Regions from separate parts of the Homo sapiens genome. Here region 2 is linked to region 1. Evidence: read pairs that join two places in POLR2A ChIA-PET (ENCODE). Cell type or tissue: CD4-positive, alpha-beta T cell. All regions are shown on one strand. Each heading gives the region's core, and the rest is flanking DNA. Links, peaks and the distances in the headings are about the cores only.

Region 1 (4,000 bases), core at 1-4,000:
CTGGGTTTGTATCCTGGATCTGCCACCTCACACCGATGTGAGGCCTCTGGGGAGTCCTTAAACCATGTCTCACTATGTTCATCTGCAAAATGGACAATATTAATAGTGCCTTCCCTGTAGGAGGCTATGAGGTTTCCACAAGCCAAGACATATGAACAGTGTCTCAACACAGCTGGCATTTGGGACACAGTAGCTACTATGATGAGTAAGGCCTGGAGTGAGGAGAGAGAGCTCTGATTGGGGCCGCCTCAGCCAGGGAAGAGGCTGTGCCATCCATCAGGGCAGGCTGTGGCAGTGAAAAAGCACCTGCCTCGAACAAGCAGCAGAGCACCATTAATAAATGCTCCCCAAACCGGTAGAAAACCCGGGTATACATCACTCCTGGAAGCCAGAGGAAGTCCCGGGAGAGCCAAATCCAGCAAGTCATTCGCAGATACTCCATCTTTTGGGGTGCTACATTTTTCGGAGTCGCTTTCAAAGGCAGTCTTGGGCACACCCATCTCTAGTATGCATTTTAGAGACAGGCTGCAGTGCCAAGGAGGGGGTCCCGAGAGGTAATGCAGAGATGGCCCAGCCACCACATTCTCTTGAGCAGAGATCGAGTATTTGTGGGGCCAGTTCCCCAAACTACAAGTTTTTCTGGACCCTCTCCCCTTGCTCAAGAGAATATGCAGAGATTTTGCTGTGGAAGCAAGTTCTTTCCAGCAGATGGGACATGGATCATTAGAATAGAATCTGGTTGCTATCAACTCTGTTTTCTTCATAAGTTCTAAAGACTTCCAGGCATTTCACTGGGTCTCCTTTGTTTGTGTCATTTACTTCTTCTTCTTCTTTTCCTTTTTTTTTTTTTTTTTTTTTTTTTGAGTTAGAGTCTCTCTCTGTTATCCAGGCTAGCATGCAGTGGCGTGATCTCAGCTCACTAGAACCTCTGCCTCCCGGGTTCAAGCAATTCTCCTGCCTCAGCCTCCCAAGTAGCTGGGGTCACAGGGGCCTGCCACTACGTCCAGCTAATTTTTGTATTTTTAGTAGAGACGGGGTTTCACCATATTGACCAGGCTGGTCTCGAACTCCTGACCTCAGGTGATCCACCTGCCTTGGCCTCCCAAAGTGCTGGGATTACAGGCGTGAGCCACCGCGCCCGGCCATATGCTGTTTACTTCTGATTTGGGTAGGGGGGCAGGAAAGGAGGGTCTCTCCCTGGCATTTTTAGAGTTCCCTAGGAAATATGTGGCCCTTTGGAGAGGTGGACCCTCCAAACTTCATTGTCTGAAGTTTTCCTCTGCCCTCTGGGATCTGCGACTTTCAGCTAAGCCTGACTGCAAAGTGTTCCCTGACCATTTGGTCTGTGCTCCCAGATAGCTGTAAGTTTTTAAAAACAAGAATAATGTATCGGTGGAAGCTTTTGTCAAGGATAAGGTGAATAACATTTATGAAGTGTACTGTTGACACACAGTTTACAGACATGATCTCATTTTATTCTCCCTATAGCCCTAGGAAGTATCACTAGGTATCTGTAGGCCCATTGTGGGAAGAGTAAACTGAGGCTCACAGGAGTGGTGAAGGCACTCCCTGGGCTGAGGTAGCTGATAGGGAGATGTAGTAGCTGGTAGGAAGCTTTAGCACCCATCTGCCAAGCTTCCTATGGATTCTGGAAATAGAGCCCGGTGAAACAACCCATTACATTTTCGGTCTGTGTCATTCCAGGCACAGGGATATTATAATGAAGAAGGCCTTATGCAAGTTCAGGTCTGTCACTAATGGGCCATGGGCGATATGAACATTTCTCTGCCCTTACCAGGCCTTGGTTTCCTCATCTGTCAAACGGAAGTAAATGGGGCCCACTTCACAGGGAGCCAGGAGGATTCACTGATATACGTGATCTCTAGACCATGCCTGGGATATTACAGGTCCCTCATTAAAGGGTATTCACACAATCGGAATGAATGACTTGGGTCCGAGGCCTGTGGGAGCCCTCTCCACAACCTGGAGCAGATGGAGGAGAAGAAGGAGCAGGATCCATGTCTAAGACATGTTGTGGCTGGTGACTACTGTACTCCTGTCCCACCTCCCAATAGCACAGCCTGGGGGTGGGTGGGGGGACAAGCCAGCAGCAGGACAGACTCAAAAGCCACTGTCACTATCCTGGAAATAGTTGGTCCACAGGTATTCAATTGACTGGGCCAGTCATAGAGCTGCAAATCTAGAAAGAGGAGGAATTTAGGAGGTAGCAGAAGGGGCAAGGATGTCATTAGTTAGGAATTCTGTCTGCAAGGCCTGGCTTCAGGTGAGGAGAGCTGGCAGGCCCACAACCTCCCACCAGTCAGAATCCTGGCGGCGGAGGCAGTGGCTTGAGAGAGGTAATAAAGCAATGTTTAGGGAGCCAGGGGAGCTGCAGCTTGGTTTTGGCACTAGGGGGAGCAAGGTGCAAGACTGAATAAGAGCAAAAAGCCCCAGGAAGCCATTTGCAGGCCAGTAGCCGTGGCTGGAACATGGCTTTCCATCCAGGTGAGGAAGGAGATGGGGTACCATATCCCAAGGGCCCTCCATTACTTCACTTTATCCTCAAAACAACCCTAGGAGGCAGCTGTCAGGAGGACCACTTTACAGATGAAACAGCAAAGGCTCAGAGAGGTTAAGACTCAGCCTCTTAGGCGGTCAAGCCAGATTTGGAATCTGGGCCTGCCTTTCTCCTGGGCCATCCTTTGCCCACATGAGAGGCAGTATCGTTAAGCACATAAGCTGCAGGGTCAGACTGCCTGGATTCACATTCCAGCTCTGCCACTCAAAATTGTGTGGCTTTGTGTAAGTGATTTAACCTCTCTGAGCCTCAGTTTTCCCATCTGTAAAATAGGGTTGGTACTACTACTAAGAGTCCACTTTCCATTGTTGCTGCACTTTATTCACTTTATTGAATAAAGTAACTAGCACATAGCAAAGATGAAGCAAAGCAGCAAATGGTGGCTGTTATCATAATTACTTTTTTACACCGATCTCCATCAAGACCAGCTTAGGAGTCGAGATAGAACTGGGCTAACAGGCAGGGAGGCTTCTGAGGAGGGCAGAGGGTAGGGAAGCAAGGCAGGAGAAGGCAGCAAAAAAAAAAAAAAAAACCCTAAGCGGTTGTTACCTACTATATAAAGAGAAGAAGCTGAGGGTAAAAAACTCTACACACATAGGATTTTAAAATGAAAAAGATTCCTTTTATTTCTTATTATTTTGCTTATTATGTTATTTTCTTATGTATAAAGCAGTGATGCTCAGACTCTAGAATTTCGTCAGTCAGGAATTTCTCCCCCACATGGAGATTAACATTAGGGGCCAAATTTGTGTTATGTCAAAATGCCAGAGGCAACCACTGATAATCATCTTCATCATTTTGGATTTTTTAAAGGACATTTTAACCCCAGGGCATCCGCTCAAGATCAAGCACCAGCCTTTAAATTTAATACATTTTGCATCATGGGAGCACTCACTACTGTGCCATTATTTCTGTCTCTTTTTGCCAGACTACTGAAACCTTGGGCAGTGACTGACCCCCTGTGATGGGGTGTTCCTGGTATTGAATATCCCCCATCCCGCCACTTGGGAATGCTGGTGACTGGAGAGGTGTCCATTTCCTATAATTACTGAGTGTTAATATAATCACCAAAGCGGAGAGCCAGCTGGAAAGGATGGAGTCTGACATCCGAAAAGACAGACAGCTAAATAAGTCATACGGCTTGCAGACAGCCTGGCTGCTGGGGTTACGTAATCACCTCCCCTTGGCTTCCTTTGGTTGGTCTAGTTCTTGGTTTGGCCTTTTTGTGCTTTTGCTTTCTGAGGCTGAGCCTCTACAATAGGCAGAGAAAATATTGCACATGAAAAGGAACCCATTGGGAAACATGGTACAGACAGCCACCTCATTTGTCTCCAGGCTCAGAACCAAACCCCAGGTTTCCATGAGAGCTGAGATGCGGCCAGGAGACAAGTCTTGGTACTACGTGGTCCTGCATGTGAATGT
Region 2 (6,162 bases), core at 987-4,986, 270 kb after region 1:
TATTACCATGCCCTGTGATTAAGGCCAAATGAAAACTACAGCAACCTAATCCAGGCAGGACTACTAACGGCCCAGACTCTCCAGGAATGAAGTTTTGGGTTACCCACCAGGTAAAGAACCACAACCAGCTGACGTGCTTGTTGAAGGCAAAGGGGATACAGAATAAGTAATGGGAGAAGGTAGTTATAAAGACCAGGTATGACCACCTGGCCAGTTACAGAAACAAAGACTATAATTGCCAAGAGTATTTTCTCTTTATTTTGTTATAAATATGTTTATGTGTATGTCAAATATCTTTGTTTTCTTCCCTCTTCTATTCCCTTATCATCCAACATAGATGTATTAACTTTGTGTCATAGTATTTAAGTATTATTAATTTTACATCATAGTATTAAGTTATGGGATATCAAGGAGAAGAGTAAATATCACTCAAGGACTTCTCTTCTAGAGAAGGAGTTCGTGCCTTTTTGGCTGTATGAAGATTAGTTGGCAGAACTGGTAGAATTATAACCTTGATATTGTCTTCATTTGGAGATTAAGTATGGTTTAAGAAGATGATGACAAGGGGTAGATTGTGATGGTTAATTTTCTATGTCAACTTGACTGTGCCATGGGGTGCCCAGATATTTGGTTGTATTAATCCATTTTCACACTGCTGTAAAGGACTACTTGAGACTGGGTAATTTATAAAGGAAAGAGTGAGTGGAGATCCAGCCTGGGTGACAGAAAGAGACACTGTCTCAGAAAAAGAAAAAAAAATGGAATCACTTGGTTTACATCGTTTACATAGTTGCTTACTTTTTTATAGTCCATATTTCAGGACTGCAGAGACTTGATCTCGCTTGTTCACTGCTGTATTTCCCAGTGCCTAAAACAGTGTCTGGCCACAGCAGGAACTTGAAAAAGATGTACGAAATAAATAAAACAGCACACTACTAGTAGTAATAATGAAACAAGTAATACTAAGACTAATGCCTTTCTTTGTATAATGTTGTGTTGTTTCAAAGCACTTTCAAATATGGAGCTATATATAGAGTAGGATTTTTTGGGCCATTCTATAGGCTGAGGTTCAAAGCTGAAGACAAATGACACTAGATAGCCCCATATTCCAAGCTCAAGGAGCTTTCTAGAAGCCATTAGCCATTGAAATCATCTGCCTTCCTGCAGAGTTTGCTGAAAAGACACCAGAACTGGTACAAATACTTCCATCTACTACCAGTCACCCCTCACATAGGACTCAATGGCCAAAAGAGTCCATTGACTCTTATGAAGCTGAGGCGATCCTCCCACTTCAGCCTCCCAGGTAGCTAGAAATATAGGTCTGTGCCACTATGCCTGGCTAATTTTTGTATTTTTTATAGAGACAGAGTTTTGGCATGTTGCCCAGGCTGGTCTCTAACTCCTGAGCTCAAGTGATCCACCTGCCTTGGCCTCCCAAAGTGCTGAGATTACTGGCATGAGCCACCGCACCTGGCCCCAGCATTTTTTCTAAATAATATGAAGGAACTAGAGAAAGTGCCGAGGTAGGGAGAGGCAGGGAGAGAAAAACATCACTGGCCTTAAAGAAAGTGCAGTGTTTGTGGAGAGAGAACATTCTCTCCTCTAAGCCAGGAATACCTCTTGTGATGTTAGGTGTTATTGACTGAATTATGTTCTCCCAAAATTCACATGTTGAAGCCCTAACCCCAACACACTGGTATTTGGAGATAGACCCTTTGGGAGATAACTCAGTTCAGATGAGATCATGAGGGTGGGGCCCTCATGATGGGATTAGTACCCTTGTAAGAAGAGGAAAAGGCACCAGAGAGCTTGCTCTTTGCCATGTGAGGACACAGTAAGAACACAACCATCTGCAGGCCAGAACAAGGCCCTCACTAGAACCCGACCATGCTGGCACCCTGATCTCAGACTGCCAGCCCCCAGAACTGTGAGAAGTAAATTTCTGTTGTTGAAGCCACCCTGTGTATGCTACTTTTTGTTATGGTAGCCTGAGCAGATTAAGACATTAGGGGAGCTTGCAAGACAAAGAGCTTCCCATTTCCTGGTGGGTTGTTTGCTGATCTCTGGTACCTGCTGGGCCAGTCATCAAGCTGTCCCCAAGCATTCTCTAGTGAGAGAGAGCTCTTGGAGAATGTTTTAAAAACCCAGGAATAGCCCATAAACCTTCTCATTTCTCTCCTTACTATGGGAAAAAAGAGTAGGTGCCCGAAATGTGCAGTCTTGTATTTGGGGGACTTTGGAAACAGACTGGTGCTTACTTAACTTCTTACTGAAGTTGGATATCTTGGTGGGATAGCCCATACCCACAGGGCTGGAAATATCCATGGTGCAGTGTGGTGTGGCTGGAAAGAAGACAGTGAAGGCCCACTCCATACCTGTTCTCTGTGGCCTTTAGAGGGTGCAGAAGAGGAATTTGGAAATTTCTGTGTCTCCACTGGGTAAAGCAATACCAAGGCAAGAAGAGCAGGAATCTTTGAGCAGCCCTGATGACCCCTGGACCAAATGATGGAATGTCAACCAGGGAAAGTGGTCCCCAGTGGCAGAGGAGACCCAATACCACTCCAAAGAAAAACATGCACACCACCTGTGAGGAGACCACCACTCCAACAGAGGGCGCTAGCATCAGATAGACCCAAATAGAACTGGAGGGAAGCCAGAGGCACAACTTTTGCCTACCCCTGGTGGCCTTGTGGGCAATCACAGAAGAATACCTCTGCTTCCTGTAACCTTCCTCCTTGCCCTCAATTACACAAGAACTGGGGGGAGGAGGGGGGAATGGGGGCAGGGCAATGACCTCAGAGCCATCTCTGGTCTTTGGTCTTCCACTCCAGGCTCCCAGGGCTGCAAAAGAGAATGATCTACCTGGGGCCAGGAACAGAACTTTTAATCAAGCTTGATATTGGGGTCATGAAAATAAACTGCGCTGTGTCTTAAACTCTGAGACAAGATTGCCCACACCACAAGGTGACTAGGAAGTTATTAAATCTGTCCAAGCTATCACCAAGGGAGCACTATCCCCAGGAAAAGAGCAATACAACATAGCACAGTTGGAAGCAATGATTGGGGAAAATAAAACTACTTCATGGCATTATACCCAAAGGGATTGAGACCCTTCAGATAATTGATTGCATACACACTGTTAGAAATTTGAGCCTCAAAATTGTTCTTTGAAGTTAGTTATTATTATCCCATTTTACAGATGAGAAAAGAGAGACCCAAGAATCCTGTTAAATTACTTGTCCAAGGTCACAAAGCTAATAAGTAGCAGAACCAACAGCTCAGCTATAAGTCCAATGGTCTTTTCAGTGACAACCAAGTCACCATTACCTTTTATTAAGTGGTTACAATGGAAGCCAACCCTGAACTAAGGACTTTCATTCCAGTGTCTCATGTAATCCTTACAACTCTCCAGAGGCAGATTTTCCTACTTTCATTTTGCAAAGGAGGAAGCTGCCTCTCTCACTGTAGGTGCCCAACACAGTAATCTGCAAAGCACTATCTGCATAGGTGGGTGAGACGTTTCAGCTTTCTGTGGCTCACAACAGTGTCATGTCAACACACAGCTGAGTCAAAGATAAGTAACCAATCGAAGGGAGGACTATTAAATAGCAAATGAAAGACATAATCTATTACGTTATAGGACTCAAAGTAGGGAATGAGCATGTGGAGATGGGCTTCTTGCCCACGCCTAAGAAAGATGGCATTTTTACTGGGTCTTAAAAGATTGTCCAGGTTTGGAAAGCTAAGCCTGAAAATAGTGACATGGGACCCCAAGAGGTAGAGTAGGGAAATAATCACCAAGGCCACAAATGTGGATTCCAAGGACAGTTTAAGTCCTCTAGTCTGGCATAAGATGACTCTTCAGGAACAGTAGGCCTTTACCACATACTAGAACTTTCTCCTTATCCCTCTTCTCTTCACCCTCCCAACTCCCTGCACCTGGCTTACTCCTCCTCATCTGTTCAGTTTCGGCTTGGACCTTGCCTAAAGAGATCACAACAGGGACAAATAGGGGATCAGGAGGACACATTGAGAAAGAAAAAACAAATCTGCACTTGGTAAGAATTTAGAAATAGTCTATTGGTCTCCTTTCTGTTCCTAAGATTCAAAGCCTGCTCCTGACTCAGGGACTTTCTCAGTAAGGCCTTCTCTGACCCAATTTCTATTCCATCCCTAACACTTTACATCCCTCTTTCCACTCTGGATTTTCCCCCCCTCCTTAGCACTCATCACTAATATACTAATTAATTTACTTATTTATTCTATTTATTTTCTGTTTTCTTTATAAGAGCAAGGATTTTATCTATTTTGTTCGATTCTGTACCCTGCAGCCTAGAATGTTTCCAAGCACACAGGGAATCCATACTAAAGGGACTAGACAACAGGGACTCTAAGTTATAAATCTGAGTGTTGGGGGAAATGGTGGTTTGGTTGGCAGAAATAAGGGAAAGTTAGCTTGAAGAGTGTATTAATCCATTTTCACGCTGCTGATAAAGACATACCTGACCCTGGGTAATTTATAAAGAAAAAGAGATTTAATGGATTCACAGTTCCACTTGGCTAGGGAGGCCTCACAATTATGGTGGAAGGCAAAAGGCATGGTGTTATGTGACGGCAGGCAAGAGAGAATGAGAGCCAAGCAAACAGCAAAACCCCTTATAAAACCATCAGACCTCATGGGACTCATTCACCACCATGAGAACAGTATGGGGGAAACCACCCCATGATTCAAGTACCTTTCACCAGTTCCCTCCCACAACACGTGGGAATTATGGGAGCTACAATTCAAGATGAGATCTGGGTGGGGCACAGCCAAACCATATCAAAGAGAAAGACTCGGCACCTGACATTTGTCGTAAGTCCTGCAAGGGTGGCAATCGTTGACTATAGGGAATAGAGGGAGAAAATCCTTAATGTTTAATGTTGTCCACCCACAGTCAGTGAGCTCTGCCTGAACCCAGGCCAGGCAGGGCCACTGTCTCCCCACACACCACTTATCATTTCCCTCTCACACTGCCCTGCAGTGTTCCCCAATAACTGGGAAACACTGGATGTCAAGCAAGCCCACTAAGGCTCTTGTCCTGCCTGAGCTATGAACTACCTAGGTGATTTTGAGTCCTTCATTTCAGTCTCAACTTCCTCATGGAAAACATGAGTGTTGGAGATGATTTCTAAGGTTCCTCTAACCTTTACAGATCCTGTGATTCCAGGATGAAAAGACTGCAAGCTAAGCCATTACATAAGAGGTCCTTCCTAGCCTTCACATTCTGGGATTCTAAGAAGGGTACAATGTGGGCATCCCTCTGCTCAAACAGCAATTCAGAGCGGGACAGCTCGGGGTAAGCAAAGAGGAATCCTATGAAGGTGCAGAGCGAAGCTGTTTCCTTCAGGAAGATGTCCAAGAAAGGGCGGAATTTTGCTTTCTATCCTGAATGTGTTGGCCCCTGCGTATGGTAATCTCATTCTTATAGCGCCACCTACTGATAAAGAGCTTTTCAGCAGCAGATAAAATGTGCTCACAAAAGGGTTTGGTATCTCTACCTAATCTTGACCTTTTAATAAGCGTGTTTCAGGAAAGAATGTCAAGTGAAATTTAAAAACAAAACCTCTCCCATAGAGGGGCTTCTCTAACAGCTTTCACATTTAGAAAGAAAAAGGAAATAGAGCTTTGCAGACCTTATTCCATATTTGTAAAAAAGAACCAAACCTTTCATTTGTTCTTCTTTACAAGGAATGGATTCCTTGCTCAATAAAGCAAGCATTTTCCTGAAAGGTCATGAGTGTTAACCAAATTTGAATTGAGAGATTTACATTTTAATGGCAATAAGAGAGATCACTGCTCTGAAGAGTCCCAAGGGTAATCCTTTTCTAAAGCAGAATAATCACTCCACAATATTTGCTTTGGTAAGTTCAGCCTCTCATTTATTTTGTTTTAAACTGGGCCCACCTGTTCTTGTGACATGGGTTCTGGGCAATTTTAAATGACAGCCTTTAGCTCACACCCTCTTTAAAAACAAGCCAAATGCACTCAAAACCCATTTTGAGCTGGCAGTGAGGCATGTGTAAGAGGTTATTTACGATGTGCTGCGCCTGCCTGGATCTGGTGGGCGAGCCAGATGGGCGCCCTCCTCTTGTCCTTCCCAGTGGCCTCTGCCCAGGATC

Evidence for each region. ChIA-PET counts read pairs that join two places held together with the same protein. Peaks named below come from ENCODE experiments on the same cell type or tissue, not always from the same donor. Only the 100,000 strongest peaks of a DNase experiment are listed, where the experiment ranks them.
Region 2: POLR2A ChIA-PET joins it to region 1 with 10 read pairs; 5 of 35 experiments call an interaction of 5 or more read pairs at or near these places.

Annotation. Positions count from the first base shown.
Region 1 is chr12:107,401,025-107,405,024 of GRCh38, reverse strand. All of the region lies in intron 1 of ABTB3 (ankyrin repeat and BTB domain containing 3), which reads right to left. Among named protein-coding and RNA genes, the nearest start is that of ABTB3, 85 kb to the right of the region's middle. In CD4-positive, alpha-beta T cell, for the core only: a CTCF peak has its summit at 2,416 (motif pointing right); DNase peaks (open chromatin) are centred at 2,414 and 3,754.
Region 2 is chr12:107,131,282-107,137,443 of GRCh38, reverse strand. No RefSeq gene overlaps it. Among named protein-coding and RNA genes, the nearest start is that of CRY1, 41 kb to the right of the region's middle. RefSeq lists an enhancer at 2,579-2,873 and a silencer at 5,239-5,533. In CD4-positive, alpha-beta T cell, for the core only: no CTCF peak of the experiment used is centred there; a DNase peak (open chromatin) is centred at 2,663.